3 separate regions of the Mus musculus genome follow, and all the other regions are linked to region 2. Evidence: chromatin loops called from intact Hi-C (ENCODE). Cell type or tissue: left cerebral cortex. All regions are shown on one strand. Each heading gives the region's core, and the rest is flanking DNA. Links, peaks and the distances in the headings are about the cores only.

Evidence for each region. Peaks named below come from ENCODE experiments on the same cell type or tissue, not always from the same donor. Only the 100,000 strongest peaks of a DNase experiment are listed, where the experiment ranks them.
Region 1: a loop joins it to region 2, with 4 times the contacts of the local background. A loop is called at or near these places in 2 of 42 quality-filtered maps.
Region 3: a loop joins it to region 2, with 8 times the contacts of the local background. A loop is called at or near these places in 2 of 42 quality-filtered maps.

Annotation. Positions count from the first base shown.
Region 1 is chr16:37,579,775-37,587,525 of GRCm38, forward strand. Hgd (homogentisate 1, 2-dioxygenase) reads left to right here and starts at 379. Exons shown (of 14, transcript NM_013547.3): 1 at 379-562. The coding sequence starts at 548. In left cerebral cortex, for the core only: no CTCF peak of the experiment used is centred there; DNase peaks (open chromatin) are centred at 4,295, 4,698, 5,031 and 5,637; H3K4me3 peaks cover 545 bases; H3K27ac peaks cover 2,613 bases.
Region 2 is chr16:37,528,620-37,536,370 of GRCm38, forward strand. Gtf2e1 (general transcription factor II E, polypeptide 1 (alpha subunit)) reads right to left here. Exons shown (of 5, transcript NM_028812.4): 2 at 7,102-7,574. The coding sequence starts at 7,549. Among named protein-coding and RNA genes, the nearest start is that of Gtf2e1, 7.3 kb to the right of the region's middle. In left cerebral cortex, for the core only: no CTCF peak of the experiment used is centred there; a DNase peak (open chromatin) is centred at 3,626; H3K27ac peaks cover 1,843 bases.
Region 3 is chr16:37,612,213-37,619,963 of GRCm38, forward strand. It overlaps Hgd (homogentisate 1, 2-dioxygenase), which reads left to right. Exons shown (of 14, transcript NM_013547.3): 6 at 1,028-1,119; 7 at 3,151-3,185; 8 at 3,964-4,043; 9 at 4,540-4,639; 10 at 6,646-6,770. Among named protein-coding and RNA genes, the nearest start is that of Gm46559, 18 kb to the left of the region's middle. In left cerebral cortex, for the core only: a CTCF peak has its summit at 2,352 (motif pointing right); DNase peaks (open chromatin) are centred at 2,493, 3,511, 4,104 and 5,716; H3K27ac peaks cover 4,548 bases.

The DNA.
Region 1 (7,751 bases), core at 1,481-6,480, 51 kb after region 2:
AGTGGCAGAGAGCATCCAGTCCTTGTGCCCTTCTTCGGGCTGCTTGCACCAGGTCAAAGCACATTGCAGGTTTTTTTCCATGGGCACTGGATACTGGCCCTGCACCTTCCTGACCTGAGTCAGGACTAAGAGAGAATTCTCTGTTACATCTGGCAGGTGCTAACTCTTAGATAGCTTTACATCCTCTGCCTTTGGGGAAAAAAAGACTTCCTTAAAGTGGAACAAATAATTGGTCAATGTTTATATCAGGTGAAAGAGACCAGTTCCTGGGGAGGTGGAGGGAGCTCTCAGAAATGACCTGGGGTTAAAAAAAAGAAAAAAAAAAAAGGTTGTGCAAGAATTTCGATGTAAGCACATTGGACTTTCTAACTAGTTTCTAACTTGTGTGTCAGTTAAGCAACTCTGCCCTGAGTGACCTCCCGACCAAGGAAACACAGAGAACTGGTAAAAATCAACAACATCCGTCCAGAGAGGAGTTTTAAAGAGACACGGGAACATTGGTACCTCACAAACTCCTTGGCCTGGGTCTCCCTCCAGCAGAAGGGAAATGGCAGAGTTAAAGGTAAGAAACCATCTGGCTGGATTTGGATTAAGACAGGAGAGTGTTCTAGGGGAGGGGTGTCACTTAACCTGGACGGAACATCAAGCCCCAACACTAGAAAAAGAAAGGACAGAAAAGAAATGGGGAGAAAGGAAGGAAGGATGGAAGAGCTGGAATGAAGAGATGTCTGACAGGTCTATTAGCCTTCTTCAGCAAGAATGTGTGGGGTTTCCTGGTGTCAGAGTTGAAAAAGACTTGTGGGTTGGGGGCTATAGAGATGGCTTGGTGGTTAAAATACTCTCTGCTCTTCCAGAAGACCTGAGTTCAGTTCCCAGAACCCATTCAGCAGTTCACACTCCAGGTCCAGGGGCTCTGACACCCTCTTCTAGCCCTGTGGCTTCTGTAGGCTCATGTTAATGTACACACACACACACACACACACACACACACACACACACACATACACGAAGGAGCTCAGCCTAAACCCCGTGATCAGATACTGCACCACAATGGTAGTAGATGTGATTGAGCTGAGGTGACAAGCAAGAGGTGACAAAAAGCAGTAGCATCCTTGCCTTTGTTAAGTCCTAATATTGTCGTGTGGATCTGAGAACCTATTAAGAGCTCACCTTCTAAATGGATGCATGCATTTCTCCCTGGGTCTCCTTGCCCACTGCTCTCTATCATCCTTGCGGCTGCACCCTCCTGGACTGCTTCATGCCAGCCAGCTCAGTGTGCTTCATCTACTTAGCCATTTGGTAGTCCAGACTCAGCTTTAGACAGTACTTTTTATTTAGCGTGCCATTGAGAAGAATTAGTAGGCCACGTGCTACATGTGCTAGGTGTTTTAAGGGTCCATTAGCATTCTAAACCTAGTGAGTACATGCTTTTTTTTTTTTTTTTTTCTATTTTAAACCAATAAGGAAAGCAAGGTTCATAGAGACAAGGGGACTCATCCAAGGTCCCTACTGGTAAATGGTGGAGGCCGTAGTAGAAGTCAAGAGTTTGAATTGCAGGCCCCCAAAAGAGGGTTGGTGGCACCTGCTAGGTTGGACCTTTGGGTCAGGGAAAAGAAGTGTGTCCCCAGTGTCTAAAACTCTTCCTAGTGCTCAATGTATACGACCATAACTAGAATGCCCTGGCACATTGGCTCAAGCTGAGTAGGGCAGGCAGGAATTGAACATGGCCAGGAAGCCTTTCAGTAAAGGCTGGGATGGTAAACCTAGAGGGTCCCTAATTAGTAGATACCGTGAAGGTGCTAAACTCCCGAATAAGGAGTTTTTCTCCTTTGTTTTCACATCAGATTTAGAGTTAGCTTTCATTCAGTGTTAGTTTGTGACACAGCAGTCAACACAGCCTGGGAAGGGAAAAACTTCTCAAAAGAAGCTGTTACTGGGTGAAGTGACAAAGGATTAGTTAGACCAGAGGAAAGGCCTGTGTGAAGATGCATAATACACAGAAAGATCTGTGAATCCCAGGAACCTAGTATTTCAGCTGTCTTGGAGCTGCTGCACGGATGGAGGTGCCCAAGAGGGGACCGATATGTAGATGAGAATCGAGGGGGAAGTGGGCATAGATAATGGGGACCATTATGCCAGTTGAAGATGTGGAGGAAGGAGAATTCATAATAGTTTTTGTTTTCTGATGGAAATCCTAAGAGGAAGTTCATCAAGGGAGGAAACATCCTTACCATTTATAAATAAATCATATCTAAAATCCTGTCCTGCCGCAATTTTTAAGCAACTTATTATGCAAACGCTACCACATGCAAATGGCATGCTGGCCTTTGTTCTCAGTTTCAAAGGCTTGCCCAGCCTGCTGTCTAATCTCCATAAGGAAAGGTTATTTCAGAGGTCAGAAATCTAAATACAGAAAGCCAGATCAAAGCAGACCCATCCCAATCAATAAACATTATAAAAATTTAGCATCTTTCATTCCTTCCATCATTTCAATGGCTATGTCAACCTCTCGTGAAATCATATTTACATAAAATCACAGCTAGAGAAAGAAAAGTCAAAAGCTAAAACAATTGCATCATGTTTAAAATGAATTTGTTACATTCTGGACTACATCACTTCTGTTTGACCATTCCTCAAATAAAAAGCTGGTTTCACATGTGGACTTCGGGCCCCACCAGCAAACCCTTGACTCACTAGATTGGGTCTGAAATGATTCTTACTGTGAGAGGACCCATTGACCTATGGTTTCCTGTTGGGTTACACCAAATTGCCATAAACTTACTGGGTTAAAACAGCACACTCTTCCTGCACTTTGGGAAAATAGATATTTGAAATCAGTCCCACCGGGGCCAGCCTCAAACTGTGAGCATGGTTGTGCTTGTCTGGGGGGCTCTGAAGATTTCTCTGGTTTCAGTTTCTAAAGAGTCCACATTTCTTGGCTCTCAGCCCCTCCTTTATCTTCAAAGCCCCTCCTTTATCTTCAGATCTCTGTAGATTACCTTCTACCTTGGTCCTAACAAAACATGTGAGATTACATTTCGAGTGCACTCAATCTAGAATCTCACCACCCCCAAAGCTGCTTCTGTATTTCTATCTGCAAAAGGAATACATCTGTTCACCTTTCCAAGTTCATTCCAAGTTATGTTGGAACAACTGGAAAACTACCTCAGGCCTTGGGTGAGGCAGCCAGAGGTCAGGGAGCCCTTCCTTAGACTCCTTCTCAAAGAATGGAGACCAGAGAAGACAGAGTAACAAGGGTGACAGAGACCAGGGGAAGAACTGGCTGCCTCTAGTCAGGTTCTTAGTGACATGGGCATGAAAACTGCATTTGACCCCATGACATGAGCCTCCAGGGAAAAATGTCTGCTCTTCCTCCTCAGGCCAACCCAGGAAGATAGAATTAGCTGTGAGAAGATACTTTCTAAACTTCACACTCAAAGGCTGTTCTGCGCAGCCCCATACTCAGGGAAAGGTATTTGAGATGAGATGGCTAACTACGTCTTTGACCATGAATTTACCTTCTAGGGACAGGTACTTGACTTTACTGTCACTAACTGACCTCTTAGCTTTCTGGCCAGTTTAAACTCTGCTTTGTTTCCTTTACCTGACAATTGTGAGCCCCAAGTCCCTTGGCTGGTCCTTTTGTCTCATTTTTTGTCTTTAGTCCCAAACAAGGTGTTGGGTAGCGCAGGATGGCCCTGAGCTCATTGTGGAGAGGAATGACCTGTCCCTTTTCTTCTTGCACCTCCCAAGTACAGAGATCACCGGCTGAGCCACCCACTTGGCTCCTGGTTCATTGTTAACTAAGCGTCTTGAGGATGGTTTGTCAGGAGGTTGAGGTTTCAAAGTTCTAGGCCTATTTAAATATAAGTCTACTCAAAGCCTGACTCTTAGTTTCAGGCATTAAAAAAATAAGACACAATGATCATTTCACACCATTACTCAGCCTGCAACAGCAACGTTCAAATTTCCCTAAGAACCTAGTTAGCAGAAGACATAGATCCTTTCAGTTTTTTTTTTAAGAGGAGCCCTAGGCTTGCCCCCCTCCTCTCTACCTCCCGCCCCCATGCTTGTCTCTATTTCCAGAACACCCAGTAAAAGGAAACAAGGTGCCCATGTGCTCCCCCCCTCAGGTGTTACCTGGAACCTGACTTCGAACCTCTTTAAATGAGTCTGCTAAGTACATCACATCCTGGGGACCAGGGGAGAATGGAAAAGCTGTGTGCCAGTGAACTGCTAAAGAAGTGAATGTACCCAAGCCACGTGGGCCCCTGAAATGCATTCTTTCATTTAGCAAGTGTGCATATGATTCTCTTGGGAAGAAAAAAGATCGTATTTTTATATAGCATCAAATTATTCAGGAATCTGAGCTGAAGGAAACATAAACACGCTCGCTTAATGTCAGGGTTTTGTTTTGTTTTGTTTTGTTTTGTTGCGGAAAGTGCATCTTTACATAAGCCCAGAGGCAGCTGGAGTGCAGCTTGGGTTTCACAGCTGATAAACCCAGAGTTCAGATTCTGTCCTTGGACTCCGAAGCCTTGAGACAGCAGCTGCAAAACACAGCTCCCTCCACTGCGAAGCCTCCGGCGGCAAAAAGCCTCATCTAAAAGCTCTTACAGACGCCTCTCTAATTTTGCTCCTGGAGGGTTAGGAAGACCGACCATCTAATGGTGACTCAGCAGCTGCCACCTGCTTTTTAAGCTAGTGCACTTCCAGGAGGCAGGGGGAACAAGGATTCAAAATTGCTCCGTCCCACCTTCCCTTCCTCCCCTAAACTCTTCCCCTCAGAGCTTTGGGTGGCTGCCTTCCCAACCGACAGCTGTTCTTTCTGTATTCTTTTCCTTTTTCCTTAGAGGACAGCCTTAATCAAATGCTTTAGAATCACTAACTCTCGTTTTCTTCGTTTCGAACGCGCCTCTAACCTCTGTTCAGAGGCCAGCGGTTCCAAAGAGCAGGCAAGGTTAATCAGTAAAATCCACCCCAGCCTGCCAGAAAGCTCAGCTGGCCCGGACAGCGCTCAAACCTCCCTTCTTCCCTGCGGATAGGAACAAAGCCGCCGCCCAACAAAAGAGAGGGCTCTGTCATCCTCCGCGGCTTCTGTCGCCGCTGATCTACAATTCTGTTCACAGAACTGAAGATAATTTGAGGTCATTACTGAGTCTCAGCAGCTCGAATTCAGTCCTGTTGGTGGTGAGCATGAGGCTCATTTTGAGAGAAGAAAATTGTACTCAGTGGAGGTTCAGGGTAGCGGATGGTCTCTGCCATTACCCCAAAGCTATAATTCCAAACTGCATGCAGCTTGGAACAAATCTCATTATAATAGAACTCACAGTTGGGGGGGGGGGGGTCTGATAAATTTTCAGAGAGATTAAAAAAAAAAAAACGTAGGGGTTGAGAGATATTGCTCAGTGGCAAAGCACGTATGCATATGAGGCCTCAAGTTCAACCCCAAGCAACACCCCCTTCCCCATCCCCGCCCCCAAAAAACTGTGTCTGATGGCAAATGAATAATTTCACTCCCATTGCTTTCTAGGTCATAACATTTCATAGTCTTTCCAAATATAGACACTGCTGGCCTGATCGTCGCTCACACATCCAAGTCCGTTACATCCAGCTCATTCTTGTGCTTGCTGCCGAGAACTTTGAAGGGCCTACCCTCCACCCACACCCATCCTCCTTATATCTCTTAAAGAACTGTGCTCATATGGTGATATTTCACTCACCCAGTAAGGCTGCGCTCTCCTTATCTTAGGCTAAAATCAACTCCTGTTTAAGTTAGAGCAAAGGGAGTTCGAGTCCCAGTCACCATGGCAATCATGCATACCTCCTGTGTGAGAAACTCCCCACAGATGCTCACTGGATAACTTCCATGGGCCGAGACACAAGGTACACAGGGGTAATAATACACACATCACACACACATACACACACACACACACACACACACACACACATGTTGGGAACTAAGGGGGGAATAGGGGAAGAGGGGGGAGGGAGGATAGCCCAGTCCGGTGTGCTAAGCATTGCAGGAATGAGTCTGGGGTCACAATGGATGAGCAGTAACTGGGTCAAGACGCTATGGAATCTGCTGCTCATCCTCAAATTGCCCAAAGGATCATAAGCATGATTTCATGCAACCATTTCGTAAATAAATTTCCAGAGAGGGAATTAAGACGTTCAAGGAGGCTAATGGGATTCTGATGCATCTAAGGCTTGGGGCAACTGACATATCGAGCCACCATGGCTCTCACAGTTTGTAGGCCAGCATATAAATATCAGCTGTGCACTCATTTCCCAAGAAACAGGAATGACTTCACTCAAACTAGCAGTTACATGGTCCCTAGTTCGGTGGTCTATGGACCATTAACCCGATAACTGAGATCTTTATCAATTACCATCAATAAAGCAGTCTTTACCATAGAAGTTTTAAATTTTTCAAGGGATGCTGTAAGTTATCTTGTTGAGAAACTTAATTTCCCCCTCTGTGTTCTAAACCTAAGAGATGGCAGCCACAATAGGCTCCACTGAATTTTTCTGAAAAGACTGGAGGCTGGAATATCTCCTGAAAGCCTCTCTGTCTGTCCTTAACTCAGCCCTTCTTTTCTTGTATCCACACTGTATTAGTCAGGGTTCTCTAGAGTCACAGAACTTATGGATAGTCTCTAGATAGTAAGGAATTTATTGATGACTTACAGTCGGCAGCCCAATTCCCAACAATGATTCAGTCGCAGCTGTGAATGGAAGTCCAAGGATCTAGCAGTTACTCAGTCTCACGCAGCAAGCAGGCGAAGGAGCAGGAGCAAGAGCTAGAGCTAGAGCTAGACTCCCTTCTTCCAATGTCCATATATTGTCTCCAGCAGAAGGTGTAGCCCAGATTAAAGGTGTGTTCCACCACACCTTTAATCCCAGATGAAAGGTGTAGCCCAGATTAAAGGTGTGTTCCTTAAACTCGGAGATTCAATCTTCTGGAATCCATAGCCACTATGGCTCAAGATCTTCAAACCAAGATCCAGATAAGGATCTCCAAGCCTCCAGATAAGGGTCACTGGTGAGCCTTCCAATTCCGGATTGTAGTTCATTCCAAATATTGTCAAGTTGACAACCAGGAATAGCCACTACACACACAAATGCAAATACACACATCACACACACACACACACACACACACACACACACACATGTTGGGAACTAAGGGGGCAGGGGGAAGAGGGGGAGGGAGGATAGCCCATGTCCAGCCAGAGTTCCTCCTATGCTCTGGGCAGGTGGAAGTGGGAGGGCTGCCAGATGCTTTCCACTCGGCCCAGGTGGGCATCTAAACCACTGACCCCACTCTCCTGGGGGTTGGGGGAGATGGTAGACAAGGGGCAGCCCCCAACCTGGGGCCCCAGGGTGACACCCTCAGCCCCGGGGTTATGGGAGAAAGGGCTGAGGGAGAGGGGTTCCCAGGAAGGCAAGAGTCCTTAGTCCATGCCTTGACTGGAGCACAGGAAGGCCTTCCATTGGGAGACTAGAAATGGCTCATTAGAGGAAAGCCTATCCCATCATCCAAGTGCAGCAGGCCTTGATGAACAGAGACAGTCTATGGTTTTAGAGCTTTATTGTAGAAAGGCAGGGAGAAAGAGAAAAAATAAAAGAGAGAGAGACTGGCCATGACCAAGAGGAGAGAATTTGAGAAAGGAGAGAGAGAAGAAAGACTAGAGTAAGGGGTTAGAGAGAAAGAGAGAGTGAGGAGGGGATGAGGAGAATAAGAG
Region 2 (7,751 bases), core at 1,293-6,292:
ACTTCAAAGAAGTAAAAAAGGGGAGAAAGTCACATAGGTATTTGGGCAGTAAGGATGGCTCTTACAAAAAGGCAAGCAAACCCATCCCCACTACTCATAAGATTAAAATAAGATGGCTGCTGTGAATATGGGACAGAGGGAGAAATAGTCCCAAATCTGCAAGGCCTCCGTGTAGGACTGACTTTTCTGAGTATGGAAGGAAGATCGGGAGCACTCTGAAAGAACAATTGCCATGACCTGATGTGCTCCTTAAGAGTCATCAGCTGCCACCTACTTCTTCATAGCGCTTACCCTCTCACTTCGTCACAGTTACAGGCTTTAAATTCAAGAGTTCACTTAGGAGGATACATATATCAAAATATTAAGTAAATATTGAAATCTCAAAAAGTCACATTTTATTCTGTCCAATTTCCAAACTACTTTCCTAATGCAAATGGCTTCAGTTTAACTGGATATTAGAAAATAGATGATATCTAACAAACATGACAGCAACAGTTATATATTTCATGACTGTACCTATCATAAAAACAAATTAGTTCATCCCTTAACAATTCATTGTACAACATGAAGAAATAAATGTATATATAAAAGGCCAAGATAAGACAGGTTTAGCTTTTTTTTTTTAAACCGAGGAAATATTAAATATACTGATGATATACAAAATACAATGCCTACCAGCAGAGTGATTTTATCAAGGAAGCCAGCTTTGGTCCTCCCTCAAATGGACATTTAGCTAGTCTCACCAACAATTATTCCTAGGTTCTGGAACTCATTATAGAGAGGGGGAAATGCAGCATGCCTGGAGGACAAATTAAAAAACTGACAACATAAACTATGGTACTTAGATGACTGCCAAAGCTCCCAACACGTTTCTAAATCAGGCTCAATCAAATTCATCTCAAAATGTAGTAGGCAGGCAGAAAGTCTGAGGTTTTGGCATATTTGAAAGACAATAATCAACTGAATATTATGTCAGAATCAAAACCAAAAAGCAACTCTTCACATGTTAGTTATCAACATACAAAAAAAAAAAAAAAAAAACCCTAAACAGAGCTCTCAAACTGTCAAGATCAAAAGCCAGGTGTGGTCACGTATGACTTCAATCTCAGCTCTCAATAGGTAGAGGCAGGCCTGGTCTACACAGCAGGTCAGCCAAAGCTACATAGTGAGACCCTGTCTCAAAACAAACAGGCAGACAAGACAACAAAAGACCAAAGGTAGAGCTGAGGGGCTGGGGTGATGGTTCAGAGCTTGAGAGCAGTTGCTGCTTCTGCAGAGGCTAGTTTGGTTTGCCAGCTTCCATACCACTAGGTAGCTTAGAACCCCCTGTAACTCCCAACTCTGGAGGCACTGATAGCTCCTTTTGCACATATCCTCCGAGACACACACACACACACACACACACACACACACACACACACAGAGTGAGAGTGAGTGAGCAAGAGAGAGAGAGAGAGAATTAAAAATAAATAAATCATTTAAAAAATAGAACAGAATTTTAAAATAAAAAATCTAAAGTTTGGAATATTGCTGTTTACCATATTTCCATAACTTTTGTGTGTGTGCTTATGTATATGGTGTACGTATATGTGTGCAAGTGCGCATGTGCAGGTAGACACACCCACATTTACACTGATGAGAGAAAAGGTCACTGGATAGTCTTCTCCGTCACTGCTTTATTCCCTTGAGGCGCTATTACTGAACCAACAGTTTGCTGTTTAGGCTATGCTGGCTGGCTGGCCTGCAAGGTCCCTGGCCTTTGCCCTAGCACACTAGTTGAAGCTGCAAACAAGCGCAGCCAGCACCAGCTTTCACAAGGGGACCTGGGATTTGAACGCAAGTCCTCACACTGCAGCAAATATTCTCTCCCATCCCTTCCTTTCTTCTAATCAGTAGCTTGTTGACATAATTCTCTAATTAATACCACTTGGGGATGATTTCTAAGAAGGACTCGGGAATTAAGCAAACAATCCTAGATGTCATCTGAGTTTGTGCTTTCATGGCAGGGACGGCAAACACTGATTACAAGACCTCCATCTCCTGCTCCAAGCAGGAAGAGATGAAGACTGAGCAAAGTAACCTGTCCCATCTTTAATGTGTCAAGGCAAACATTAACACATCAGCAAGTCTCACAGATCATCTAACAGTTTCGATGTCAAGTTTACTCGAACATTCTCAATTACTCCTAACTCATCAAGAGAGGTCTATTCCCATTGCTGACTTTGAGACAGACTCTTACTCTTTAGCCTAGGATGGCCTGGAACTTACTAGTTCAGGCTAGCCTTGAACTTACAACCGTCATCCTATCTTGGCCTTCTGAGATCCGAGATTACAAGTGTGAACCACTATCCTCAATTACTGTTGGCTATTTTTGAGTTATATAACTAAAGATTTTATTTAGCTAGTTAACACTTCTTCACGCTAATTTTAAAATCGACTATATTTTTCCAGGGAAGCACAGAAAATAAGCTAACCTCCACAAAAGGCAACGACACACCTCTCTGATATTTTGTGGAGAACATCCTAGCAGTCTTTACATCCCTAAACTTGTAATATTCCTTTGTAGATCTTCCACCTCCAACAGTACAACATATGCATGTGTGGCACCTAGATGCACATCGTTTGATGACTTAACTATATCATCTCTAATTGTTGATGTTAAGATCTTATTACATGCTGGGCGGTGGTAGCGCACGCCTTTGATCCCAGCACTTGGGAGGCAGAGGCAGGTGGATTTCTGAGTTCGAGGCCAGCCTGGTCTACAGAGTGAGTTCCAGGACAGCCAGGGCTACACAGAGAAACCCTGTCTCGAAAAAACCAACCAACCAACCAACCAACCAAACAAACAAACAAACAAACAAACAAAAAAGATCTTATTACATATATGTATTCCTTTAAGAATTTCTAATACCCCCATCTCAAAGTTTATTTAAAATGGGTTTTGGTGGTCTCTGCTAATCAGTAATACTATTGTAATAATCAGGAATCAAGGCTTCCAACACATTTCTCATTCTAACACTAGAGAATTTTATTCCACTTACAGTAAAACCACAGTGCCACATACACATTTTAGATGCCACAAAACTACATTCTATTAGCAATAATCTTAATGAAAAAAATTTAAGCAAGAATAAAATACAATATATACAAAAGAATACAATGCATCATATTTACAAAGGGTAGGGGGGAGGGTGTGGAAATCAAAGAACTCTCATGTAGCAGGGAAGCCAGACTATTAACTATATCTGAACACTATCAAAAGAACCAAGAATATGGTACCTTAAGGAACCAAGAGACCAAAAATATTCTAAGCTACAATAATAAATATAGGTAATATATAAAAAGGCCAGTGGTTTTGTTGGTGATTTCTTTTTTTCTTCTTGAAATTTTTCTCTGAAATTATGGGTGCATATTTTTAAATTAAAATGGAAAACAGAAAGCTATTTCCACTCCATCTAACCCTAACATATAAAAAGAGACTAACACACATTGCTAAACTTAACTCAGAAGTGCCATTAGCTGCATCACATGTGGCAGAGAGTGTCAGGATGGAAATACTAAGTCTACTTACATTGTTAGAAAGCTTGCTAAATCTGAACCATGCACTTAGGAACCACAAGATGCTATTCTGCTGCTCTGAGAGATTTCATGTCATGTCTGTTTTAATTATATAACCTCCCCATATTTCTGGAACTGAAACAGCTATTTTTGTCTGATTAAACTTCTGAAACCCAGAACTGGTGGGCAAAGACTACCGAGGCTTGTCCAATCTCCAGCCCACTAGCCATATGCTAACTATGAATGCAATCCAAAAAAAAAAATCATAAATTTACTTAAAACATCTTTAGGGTTTTGATTTTTGGGGTTGGGTTTTTTCCTTTTTTTTTTTTTTTTTTTTGTGGCAACTGCACTGCACAGTTCTCAAACATGAACCGTGTGATGACCAAGTTGTGCTGCCAGTTAATTGTTGGCCATATTGAAAGCTACTCCAAATGAAATTAAAAAAAAAAAAGGTCTACATATACCAAACATCCACAGGTACAGTGGAGTCAGAAAGACCAAAGGCAAAGCATAAGTGGAGAAAATCTACAAACCTGTAGGAAAGGGAGAGAGGGGTAGAGAAAAATGATACTGGAGTAGGAAATCCTTGGCCTATACGTGACTTAATAAAATAATCCTACCACTCACTGAGTCCAGACCTCCCCATGCTCCTGGAGAGTTCACCTAGGAGTTCATCCTTTTGTTCACTGGCAAACAGCTGCCCATACATTTTGAGTTAAGAACTTTTTATGAAAAGTAAAGCAATATGAGAGGCTCCAAATCCAATTACTGAAGGTTCCCTGATGGCTAAAATAGACCACGGTTCAACCCAAGAACCTCTGAGGAAGAAACAGAAACAGAAGCTCAGCATGGCCCTCGCTTAGCTAGTGAATGACACAGGACTAAAACAGTGCTTCTCAACCCGTGGCTGCAGATATCCTGCAGATCAGATATTTACATTATGATTCATAACAGTAGCAAAATCACAGTTGTGAAGTAGTAACAAAATTTCATGGTTGGGGGTCACCACAACATAAGGAGCTGATTATAGGGTCACAGCTTTAGAAAGATGGAGAACCACTGACCTAGGACCTAGGTAGAGGCAGAAGGAGCAGGAATTCAAGGTCATCCTCAGCTACATAGCAAGTTCAAGGCCAGACAGAGCTACCTGAGTCCCTTTCTCAAAACACAAACAAACCAAAGAAGGCCTTTGATTCTATCTATCACTAGACTTATCATGATACTAGAGGCATCATGACCCTCCAGTATCAACTTGAAAATAGGATAACTTTGAGCTGTGCAGGAGACTGAAAGAGGTATTCAAATTTAAACAGTGCATAAACATTATCAGAATAAGGACACTGCAATCTGCTAACATTTACTTCCCGTTTTCTCCATAAGAAAGGTAGAAGAGATAAAACTAAGCAAAACAGGAAGGAGGCGGGGTGGGACCAAGAATTTCTAAAGAGGATATACAGAGAAAGGAAGAATGGGGGGTATTAAGTTTAAGGATTAAAAAATGCTTATTATCTGTGAATTAACAAGTAGACTGGGGCCTACTATCAACCAATCAGCACAATCTTGTCCTTTGGTAAAGCCCAATAAAAGCCACATTACTATCAGATGGCAAGTGCACTCAAAGTCTTTAACTGATTGCAGATTTCCAGCTATGGTAAGTCAGGCTGCACCACGAGCAGAATGGTCCCACCTGACCTTTAGCACAAGCTGCAGAGCGTTGCTCTGGATGACACCGTCGGTTAAGGGAGTGACTTTTCTTGCGCTCCCACACCCGCTCTTCCCACACTCATGCTGACTATCAACCTCATACTGAAAATGCAGTCTTTGTTCAGACTGACTACAACACACTTGCTTCAGCTTCAGACTGCTTTCTGAGAAAAATCTTGTCATGCCTTTACCCTATCTCAAGGCCTTGGTTCTAATAAACTCTATCTCTCCATGTAAAGCAGGCCAGCCTTTCCAAAGGCTATGTGTTGATTACAACTAGTTCCTCACTCTAATTCCTTTGGTATAATCAAACAATGGTTACACCCAGCCTGGTAATTAAGATTTTCTTATGGTCAAGGTCTCGCAGCCAAGCACCCTACTTCATACTTATATTAGGGGGCCTGAGGTAGAATTGATTACCAAGAGCTCAAGGCCAGCCTGAGTAACATAATTGGCTCTTGGTCATCTTGGACTATAGTGTAGACTCTAGCTTGAAAAAAAAAACCAAAATAAATAAATAAATAAATAAATAAGATTTCTCCTAATTAGGTGTGGGCTTTTGAATGAGAAATGTCCCCATAGGCTGTTGACAGTATAATTTGGGGAGGTTAGCCTTTAAGATGTGAAACCTTGCCAGAGAAGGATGTCTCTGGGGTCAGACTTTTGAGAGTTTATAACATCAGTCCACCTATAGCTAATTGCCCCAGTTTCATGTAAATGAAGATATATCTTAGCTTGCTGTTCCAACCGCCTGCCACCATGCCTTCTCCACCATTATGGGCTCTCCCTCTCGAACTGTTAACCAAAATAAACTTTTCCTTTCACCAGTCAGTACTGGGCATGCTGTTTTACCACAGTAACAAAAATAACCAATGTACTAGGCAAGGCAGGGGAGCCATAATCATAGCATTCTGGAGACTTTGAGCAGAAGGATCAATAGGAGTTCAAGGTCAACATTGAGTTCAAGTAAGTTCCAGTCTGAGTAACACGGAGAGACCATGTCTCAAAAAGCAAAAGGACAACAACCAAACCAAAACCAAAACCCCTCTCCTAGATAAAGCAAGGTAATAAGACAAAACTGTTCCACCAAGTATATGACAAAACTTGTCTCATGCTTAGCTTGAAATTAACCATTTAGCCCAGCCCTTTAAGTTTCTTGTGTTAATGTCATATATTCTGTATTTTTGGAAAACATGGTTCAAAACTTCTAATGAAAATTCTTAAAAATAAAGTATCTGACTAAATGAGGCAAATTATGTATGTTGTTAATAATTCTTTTCCACTAATTGATTTGTACTATTGATCCATTTGTTAAGTTAAAAAGGGTTCCCCTCTTATTTGATCTGGCTAATTCTCATTTCATCTTTTGGGTCTCACCTAGTCCTTCTTCTAGAGACCTTCCCCAAACGCAGATCACGCATCCTAGTTACACACTCCTAACAGCACAATGCATGTCCACTAGCAACTCTCAAGCACATTATGTGTGATATGCTTATGAGCTGCTCTGTCGGTGACTGACATAAATAGACAGACACCAAAAGAAGTTGCTTAAGAATGAGGTCACAAGTAAAGTCAGAAGAACCACAAAGTAGAGAACTCACCTTCAGATCAGGCTGCCACAGTAAATAAAATCTGGGACGGGGGAGGGGGGAACTCAGGAGAGCCATTAGTGAGAAAACTCCATGGATAAGTAACCTTCTGAAGGAAGACAGCCTGCAAAAGACTGCATGCCGATTCGCACTCCTAGAAAGTCTACAATTGGCTTACAATTTAGAACAACTGAAATTAAAAAAGGGTACACATCTTACTTTGATTCATCATCTGGGAAGGTCTCACCTGTCATGGGATCAAACAGTTGATTGGCTTCTAGGTCAGTGAAAGTGCTGCAGCAGACAGGACATTTGAAGGAAGCCCGATTGGTGGAATTTCTCTCATCTGTTTCAATCCTTCTTCTCATGTGGTCCAGCTTATATTTCACTACATTAACAAGAGTGCGGTAATTGATGAAGTAGTAGTTATGGCGGGTGGTCTTCCCATCTGCAGCAGTCTCTACCCTCATTCTGCATTTGATGAACTTGTCTCCCTTTAAATTATTCAAAACGGATCGAAGTTGCTTCCGATCAAACTTGAGCAGCTCCAGCATGTCCTCTTCTTTTACACAGGGGTTCCGGATCAAGATGTCCAAGGCCAACACGTGCTCAATGCCATAAAAGCCCCGGATGACATACTTGGCTAGCCGCTTCAATGCCGCCGGAACTTCAGTGAGAACATCTGGGTCTGCCATCTTCAACAGGAAGCTTCACCTTCAACTACATTGGATTGAGGGGAGGGGATTAGTAGGCATGAGGACATAATAATTTTACAATTCTATAACAGCCTCTTACTGTCATTATTTTTAAAGTGCCACAAAAGCATTCAAACATGGCTTTAAAAGACTTCTAGCACATAAGCATTTAACAGAAATTCAGGATTTTCCTCTATAGTAC
Region 3 (7,751 bases), core at 1,481-6,480, 84 kb after region 2:
GGAACACCTGCGCCCACAGCAAGAAGTGTGTGGGTGAAGGGACTGGAGCTGTCAGGGAGAAGTGCTCCAAGAGGACAGAGGAAGATTCTGCAGGCCAACTTGGCTAACACTTTACTTAGGGGCCCTCCTGGTGCCCAGTGATAGCCCAAACTGTTTAAATCACCTTGAAGCCTTTATCCCTACAAGTCTCCCCGTACCTTGTGAAGATTCACTTCAGTAAACCTCAAACTGATCCATTAAGAGAAAGAAGAAGAAGAAGAAGAAGAAGAGGAAGAGGAAGAGGAAGAGGAAGAGGAAGAGGAAGAGGAAGAGGAAGAGGAAGAGGAAGAAGAAGAAGAAGAAGAAGAAGAAGAAGAAGAAGAAGAAGAAGAAGAAGAAGAAGAAGAAGAAGAAGAAGAAGAAGAAGAAACTTGCTTCCTGAGAGATATGGATATCTGAGGAGCAGAACCCTCTCTGGTTTTGCATCCTGCCTGCAGGTTTGGGACAGAGTGATGTTGTAAGAAGTCTCTGCTCCCCCACCCCCACCCTCATGTCAGGCCTCCCTGCACTGTATCATCTGGTCCCAGAGCGGAAGGACTTGTAGTCAGTTACAAAGTCTTCCCCTGCTTTGTTCTGGGGAAAGTAGCCTGGCCTTCCTCATGAGAGAGGGCTGCTCCCAGGGAAGTGTGGATTTGAGGGGGCCCTAAATGTCAAGGGAAGCTTCAGGCCCTCTCCCCACAAAATCCATCTACCAGATATCCCCTCCTTCCTGAAGGGTTCCCTTAATCATAATGAAATGTCCATTGTGAATTCATTTAAAGAAATGACATCATGTTCTCTAAGTTCATCTGATGTGGCCGTTAAGAGGTCTCGGCTATCATCTCGAATGGGACACAGTCTACCAAGTATAAGTCAATACATTTCAGGAAGCCTTGATCCCAAATGGCCCCTAGGGCATTCTCAAAGGGAAGACTACAAAACTAGGCTTCAGGGGCCAGGGGTAGGCCTGAGCCTCAAAGCACTAGTCATTCTGTTTCCCCTCTCCCAGGGTTTGTACACCTTATGTGGAGCAGGAGACATCAAGTCTAACAACGGCCTTGCTGTGCACATTTTTCTGTGTAACTCCTCCATGGAGAACAGGTAAGAGGCTCAACTGTTGGGGCATGACATACTCATCCCCTAAGTATCTATTAGCCAGAGAGTGAAGACCTAGTAAACTCGTGTGCAAACACAGTTCTTTTATAATTATTCCCCTCTCAGAGAAATGTCGATATGTATTCATTGATAACAACAAATTAAGAGGGGGCTGGAGAAGTGTCTCAGTGGGTTAAGAGCACTGACTCTTCTTCCTAAGGTCCTGAGTTCAATTCCCAGCAACCCCATCGTGGCTCACAACCATCTGTGATGGGATCTGATGCCCTCTTCTGTTGTGTCTGAAGACAGCGACATTGTACTCATATACACAAAATAAATAAAATCTTTTTTTTTAAATATGAATTTCTATTTTGACAGACTCTTGTGACATATACAAGAATGTCAGGAACAGTGTAGGCAGAAAAGGAAAGGTTAGGGCCTTGTGACGAAGGAGCGGCTCACGTAGGCAGATTGGGGACAAATAGAGTTAATGTCTAAGGATTGCTAGGGTTCAAGTCCAAAGCCAAGCTGCACGAGCAGTTCTGTAGGCAAAGTAACAGACTTGGCTTTTGCTAAGAGCTTAGCAGCTCGGCGCAAGCTTAATGTACCGCATACTAATTAGCTCATATCCTGCGGTCTTTAAGGAGGACACATGTCACAGCACCTATGTGCACAAACTAGGACAACTTGAGGAATCACTTCTCTCCTTCTACCATGTGGGTCCCAGGGATCAAACTCAGATTCTCAGCCTTGGTGGCAGATGCCTTTACATGGTCGGCTGTACCACTGGCCTCTCTATTCTGTTTTGTTTTCCTTTAAAAAGTAAATGATATCCCTGCCTTTTCTTTGGAAAGCAGACCATCATGGCGGCTTTGGATGCAACCTCTAGGACAGTGGTTGTGAACCTAGGTGTTAAGACCCCTTTGAGGGTCGCATATCAGATACCTTGCATATAGGATATACATTACATTACGATTCATGACAGTAGCAAAATGACTGTCATAAAGCAGCATCGAAATAATTTCATGGTTGGTGGTCACCACCACATGAGGAACTGTACTTACTGAAGGGTCACAGCGTGAGGAAGGTTGAGAACCACTGCCCTCGAACTACACTTTTGTTCTTCAAACTGAATTCTGATCTTGCTGACTTAATTAATGTATGCGAGCTATTCAACTTTTAAAAGATTGTTTTTATTTATATTTCACTTTATGCATATTGATATTTTGCCTGCCTATATATCTGTGTACCATGTGTGCCTGGTGCCTGTAGAGACCAGAAGAGGGAGTTGAATCCCCTGGCACTGGAGATAGGGGTGGTTGTGAGCAACCATGGGAGTGCTAGGAATAGAACTTGGCTCCTTTAGACAACAAACAAGTGCTCTTAACTGAAGATCCATCTCTCCTCCCTTAGCTGTTCCACTTTTGAGTCATCCATCTCTCCTCCCTTAGCTGTTCCACTTTTGAGTCATGAATCAAGGCCAAGATCGCAGCCTGGTAGGAAGCATTGGAGACCTCCCTTTGGGTCTAGCCTTGTATGAGGTCAATCCCCCCCACACCCCCCCCCGCACGCACGCACACACGCACGCACGCACGAACTCCACATAAGCCACGTTGGCTTCCCTTTATTTCTCTGTAGCAGCCCCATTAGCCTCATTGCTTTAGAGCGCCTGAACGTGCTTCTTCTTTTGCCAGGAGTTTCTCCTCTTGCCTAGATGATAACAGATCTCTTGTCCAAAGCCTCATCAGTGGGCAGGAGGCCTTTGTTGTCTCCCCAAACCAGTTCAGGTCCCTATTCCTTCATGCCCCTGAACTTGACTTTCGCAGCATCATTGCGCTTTGCCCTTAGGGCAGTCCGCAATTGTGTGCTTCCTGTGGAAGTCTGTCAGACTCTAAGCTCCACAGGGAAGCTTCCGCTGATCACTTTATACCCAGCACCTGGTTCATGGTAGGCACTAAATAATAATTTGCGGAATGAATAAACTTGTCCAGAATGTGTTAAGGCTGAAAATCACAGAAAGTACTCTGTAAATTTCAGGTGCTTTTACAACTCAGATGGGGATTTCCTGATTGGTAAGTTCCTGGTTGGTAAGACTGACTGATTCCCTAGCCCCAAGCTATATTCCAGTTGGGTTTTTTTGTTTTGTTTTGTTTTGTTTTGTTTTTGTATTTTATTTGCCTGCATTCCCCCGTCTACAAGAGTGAGGTCCAGACACCACTGGTGGTCTGGAAAAGATTCCTAGTGTACCTCAAAGTGTCCAACGTATATTCTGGGCTTTCTGCCTATGGCTGTCTCTGCTGGGCATCTCCCGTGTGGGAGATCTTGGCAATGGAATGAAATGGCATTCCTAACGTGACTAACTTATTAGGAAAATTCTATTTGCTTTTAAACTCTCTGAAGGAAAGCCCATTTGTCATCAACGACCACGCACAGTTCGGGTACAAATTTTATGAGACCATCTAAAACCTAAGACCCGTGAGAGGTTTTGTGGTGTTTAGTTTTAGTATTCAGGAGTGAACATTCCCCTGTAGTCAGCAGACATGCAAATGCCAGCATTCTGGCTGAAATGTCAGAAAAGAGTAGTTTTCTGTGCTATTTCTATGACCCTTTTGGGTCAATTCACAAAAGTGTATATTTACAGGCTCCTCAAAGTGGGAAAGAAGATAGAGATTTTGAAGAATTTTCAAAATCTTGTAGGCAGTAAAATAGCTAACTGACATTGTCAGAATACAGTTCACCCCTAAGAGACCCCTCGTTCGCAATAACAAGCAAATACAAGCATTAAGCTTTCGGGTTCTCCTTTGAACAGGATTGCTCACTACTACACGGTCTTTTCCCCTCTCCTCCCAGTTCCCCAGAAAGGGAAACTTCTCATTTACACCGAGTTTGGCAAGATGTCCCTGCAGCCCAATGAAATCTGCGTCATTCAGGTTGGTTCTGAGCCCCCCTCTCCCCACCACTTCTCCCTAATTTGGGAGCAATCAGATGTTTCAGTTGCTGCTATTTCTAACCCTAAAATGTCTCTGTCATGTCTGGGCGACCATAGGGAGGAGTCAGAGTTAAACAGAAGGCTTCGGGGTAAGCGGGCTTGGTGCCTGCTTTGTTTAATATAGCGCACAATCACCAAGCAGAGAGTGGTTACCACTTCCTTTCCCTAAGTGTTAGTAGTCTGCTTCAGGCTGTGTCAGAGACAGGAGACGGTGAAGGTATTCACAAATATATTGAGTTGTGGCTAACTGGGGGCTGCTGTTATCTCTGGACCCAATAAGACATTAATTATTGGTATGATTAGGAATTAGATTTTTTTTCCTTTGTGGCCCATCTTTAATCTGCTCACCTGGAACAGCATCCTTGGGAACACAAGCACTTTATTTCTGCATATAACTGCAAGAATATGATTGATGATGCCACGCTTCTGTCCTCCAGAGAGGAATGCGATTCAGCGTCGATGTCTTTGAGGAGACCAGGGGCTACATCCTGGAGGTCTATGGTGTCCACTTTGAGTTACCTGACCTGGGACCCATCGGTAAATCTTCACCCCAAGCCTTGCTTGAGATTCATCTCCTCCCATCTCTTCCTGGCTCTCACACTCAAACTTCAACTTCCCCCTTCAGACAACTTCCTTAGACAAAATGCCTGCCTACAAGATATATGAACAATAGAAAATGGTCCAAACCAATCTATTATACGTTCCTCTAAAACAATAAGATAGAACAATGGCAATAAAGTCATTTAATGGGTTTCTGGTTAGATGTTTATATTATAAGGGATGCAAAAGGGGTTAACAAAAATAGCTTTACCAAAGATGAGATTTGAGACTTGATTAAATTCTTTTTTTTTTTTTAAATCAGAGTCTCTCATAGCCCAGGCTGACCTCTTATTCTCTGTATAGATAAGAACAGCCTTGAACTTCTTCCTGGGTGCTGGGATTATAGGTGTTTGCTACCATGCCCAGCCCCATGCGGTGCAGGGCACTGAACCCAGGGCTTTCTGCTACTCAAGGACTTTACCATCTGAGCTCCTTGGCCCTGAGATTCAATTAATTGTTGATGGCATATTAAAGAGAAGTAAAGCGGAAAGGGAACAGCTTAAGCAAATGTATCAGATGAGAATAAGCTTTGTGAATAATGTTTTCTTCAGTCAATGAGCTGTGTGTTTCCAGCCATAAAAAATGTCATGGAGTCTATTGCCTTGGAAATATGAACTGAACTGGGTGACACATGATCTTTGAACGTCACATTCCTTCTGAGCACACTTCACAAAATCCATACACTTAACAGTAACAAGCATATTCCTACATTCTATGAGGGAGCTGGAAACAACAGTCTCTGTGCGACAGATTAAAGCTTCCAGACAAGCTCTCCCAGCTCCTAGTCTTCCAGCAGCTGAAGGGAGGATGCACGGGAGGGAAGAGATGAACTTAGAAGCAGTTTTTCTCAAGCCTCTCTTGAGGAGAGCTGGAGAAATCGGCCACTGGTTTCTGCTTGGGCCATACCTTCCAGTTCTTTCTTTCCCTGTCAACAGCTTTTCAGAGCAACAAGGACAGGCCAGCATGTGCCTTCTGGTCACTCCCCTGGGGCTCCAAATATTCAGAGGAAGGTGGGAGGCAGCAGAGAGGCAGCTGGAGCCATGGTGGGCCGTCTGTCATCCTGCTTGCCACCCACTCTTCCCACTTTGGTCTAGCTTCCTGCTGCTGTGCAGGCAGCAGAGCCTCCAGGTTCCACAGAGCATGTACCCTCTGGAAAATATATATAATTTACTAACCAGCTGGGCGCTTTTTTTTTTTTAACCCCAGGAGCTGGAAATGATAAAACACTCCCCAGGCCTTTCCTCTCTGAGTTAAATTATGTTTTTGCACTTACGCTTTTTCATATTTTGTCTTTTTGATTTATTTCCTTTCTCTGGAGGGAACACTCACTCCTGAACAAAGCTAAGCAGGCAGGTTGTCAGTTCTTCCTCCCTGAATGGCAAGCAGATACTTTTTTAGGCTGGACAGCAGCTTTATAGTTCTGGCTTTTGAGTTCTGGCTCGCTGACAGAGGCCTGCCTGGGACAGTAGCTAATAACCTTTTTGTATGAGATCAGGGTCTGAGGATATGTAGGAGAGTCCCCAGTGCTTCCTTGGACAGACATCTGCAGTTTCCTTGGATCCTCCCCTCTCTCCCTCTCCCTTTTCCTCACATGTAACACACATACAAAAGCCATATGAACATAATCACTCTTCAGTTCCAGGACATGGCACTGCTTATGAGGACTTTTGAAATTTTCTTTTCCAACCAAATCTCTAAGCTCTTCTGACACATCTACCAAACTGGGATCCAACAGATTCCGGAGTGCTTGGGGTTGAACCTAGGACCTCACATACACTAGACAGGCACTGAGCTATAGAGCCCTGACTGGGAATCTAGCAAGGATTTTGGTGAAGAAAGTAACCTGTGGCATGGCTTGTGACACAGAAGAAGATTCCCTTGTGGGCCTCTTTCCTTCGACTTTGGAAATACCTAAATGGAGTTTGGGTTCCTGTGTTTTCTAGGAGCAAATGGCTTGGCCAATCCTCGAGATTTCTTGATTCCCGTTGCCTGGTATGAAGATCGTCGAGTGCCAGGTGGTTACACTGTGATTAATAAATTCCAGGGCAAGCTGTTTGCTTGCAAACAGGTACAGTAAGATTGTTGGTAGCCAGGGAGTGAGTGTAGAGTTATGGAGCACCAGTTGATAGCCAAGGCCAGCCTTAGGTACATTGCATACACCCTTTTGTCTTTATTACACACTAAGGTACTGGCAATTACATAGCATGGGAACAGGTCAGATGGTGATAATTACTTCATGGTGCTATGTGGCAGAACCACGGTTAAAACCCCCCAAGTGTTTGACTCTCGAGATTGTGCACCTCCTCAGCTAGCAATGGAAATTTAACATTGTCCGGGTCTCTAAGAGTGACGTGGGAAACATAACATAGAGGCCTCCTAATATGATCTGAAAAAGAAGATGACTCATCACAAGGAGAAGCCAAGATTGAGACCCCTCAATGACCCCCTTATTTCAGATACAGATGATTGATTTTTGGCACAAAATGGAAAGAATTTAGTTGATTAGCTTCAACTATACCAGAGACCTGGTAAACTGAGGACATGAAATCACAGGCAATAATATAAAATTAATTTTAAGACATGACAACATTTTGTCCCTTCACAGAAGGCCTGTCACATAAAAATAATAATATAATATACAACCTATGCTATAATACTATATGTTTCTTTTGTTTATTTTTTGAGACAATGTCTCATGAAGCCCAGGCTGACCTTGAACTTGCTTTGTAGCTAGAGTGTCCTTGAATCCCTCATCTTTCTGCTTCTATCTCCCAAGAGAAAGGATTATAGGTGTGTGCCATCATGCCAGGTTATTACTATGTCTCATTATTTAACATATTGAGTGTGTAATGTCAGAACAGATTAATCATGTAATAAATGCCACCCGATAGTCCTTCTGTTACTATTATTTGTTTAATTTTTTTATTTGTCTGGTTTACTGTCTGTATTAGCCTAGCACTCATTATTTTCCTTGCATACTATCAAAAGGCCATGCCAGCCAGCAAAGACAGACCAGTCTAAAACTTCTGCTTAAACCCCAGAGCAAACA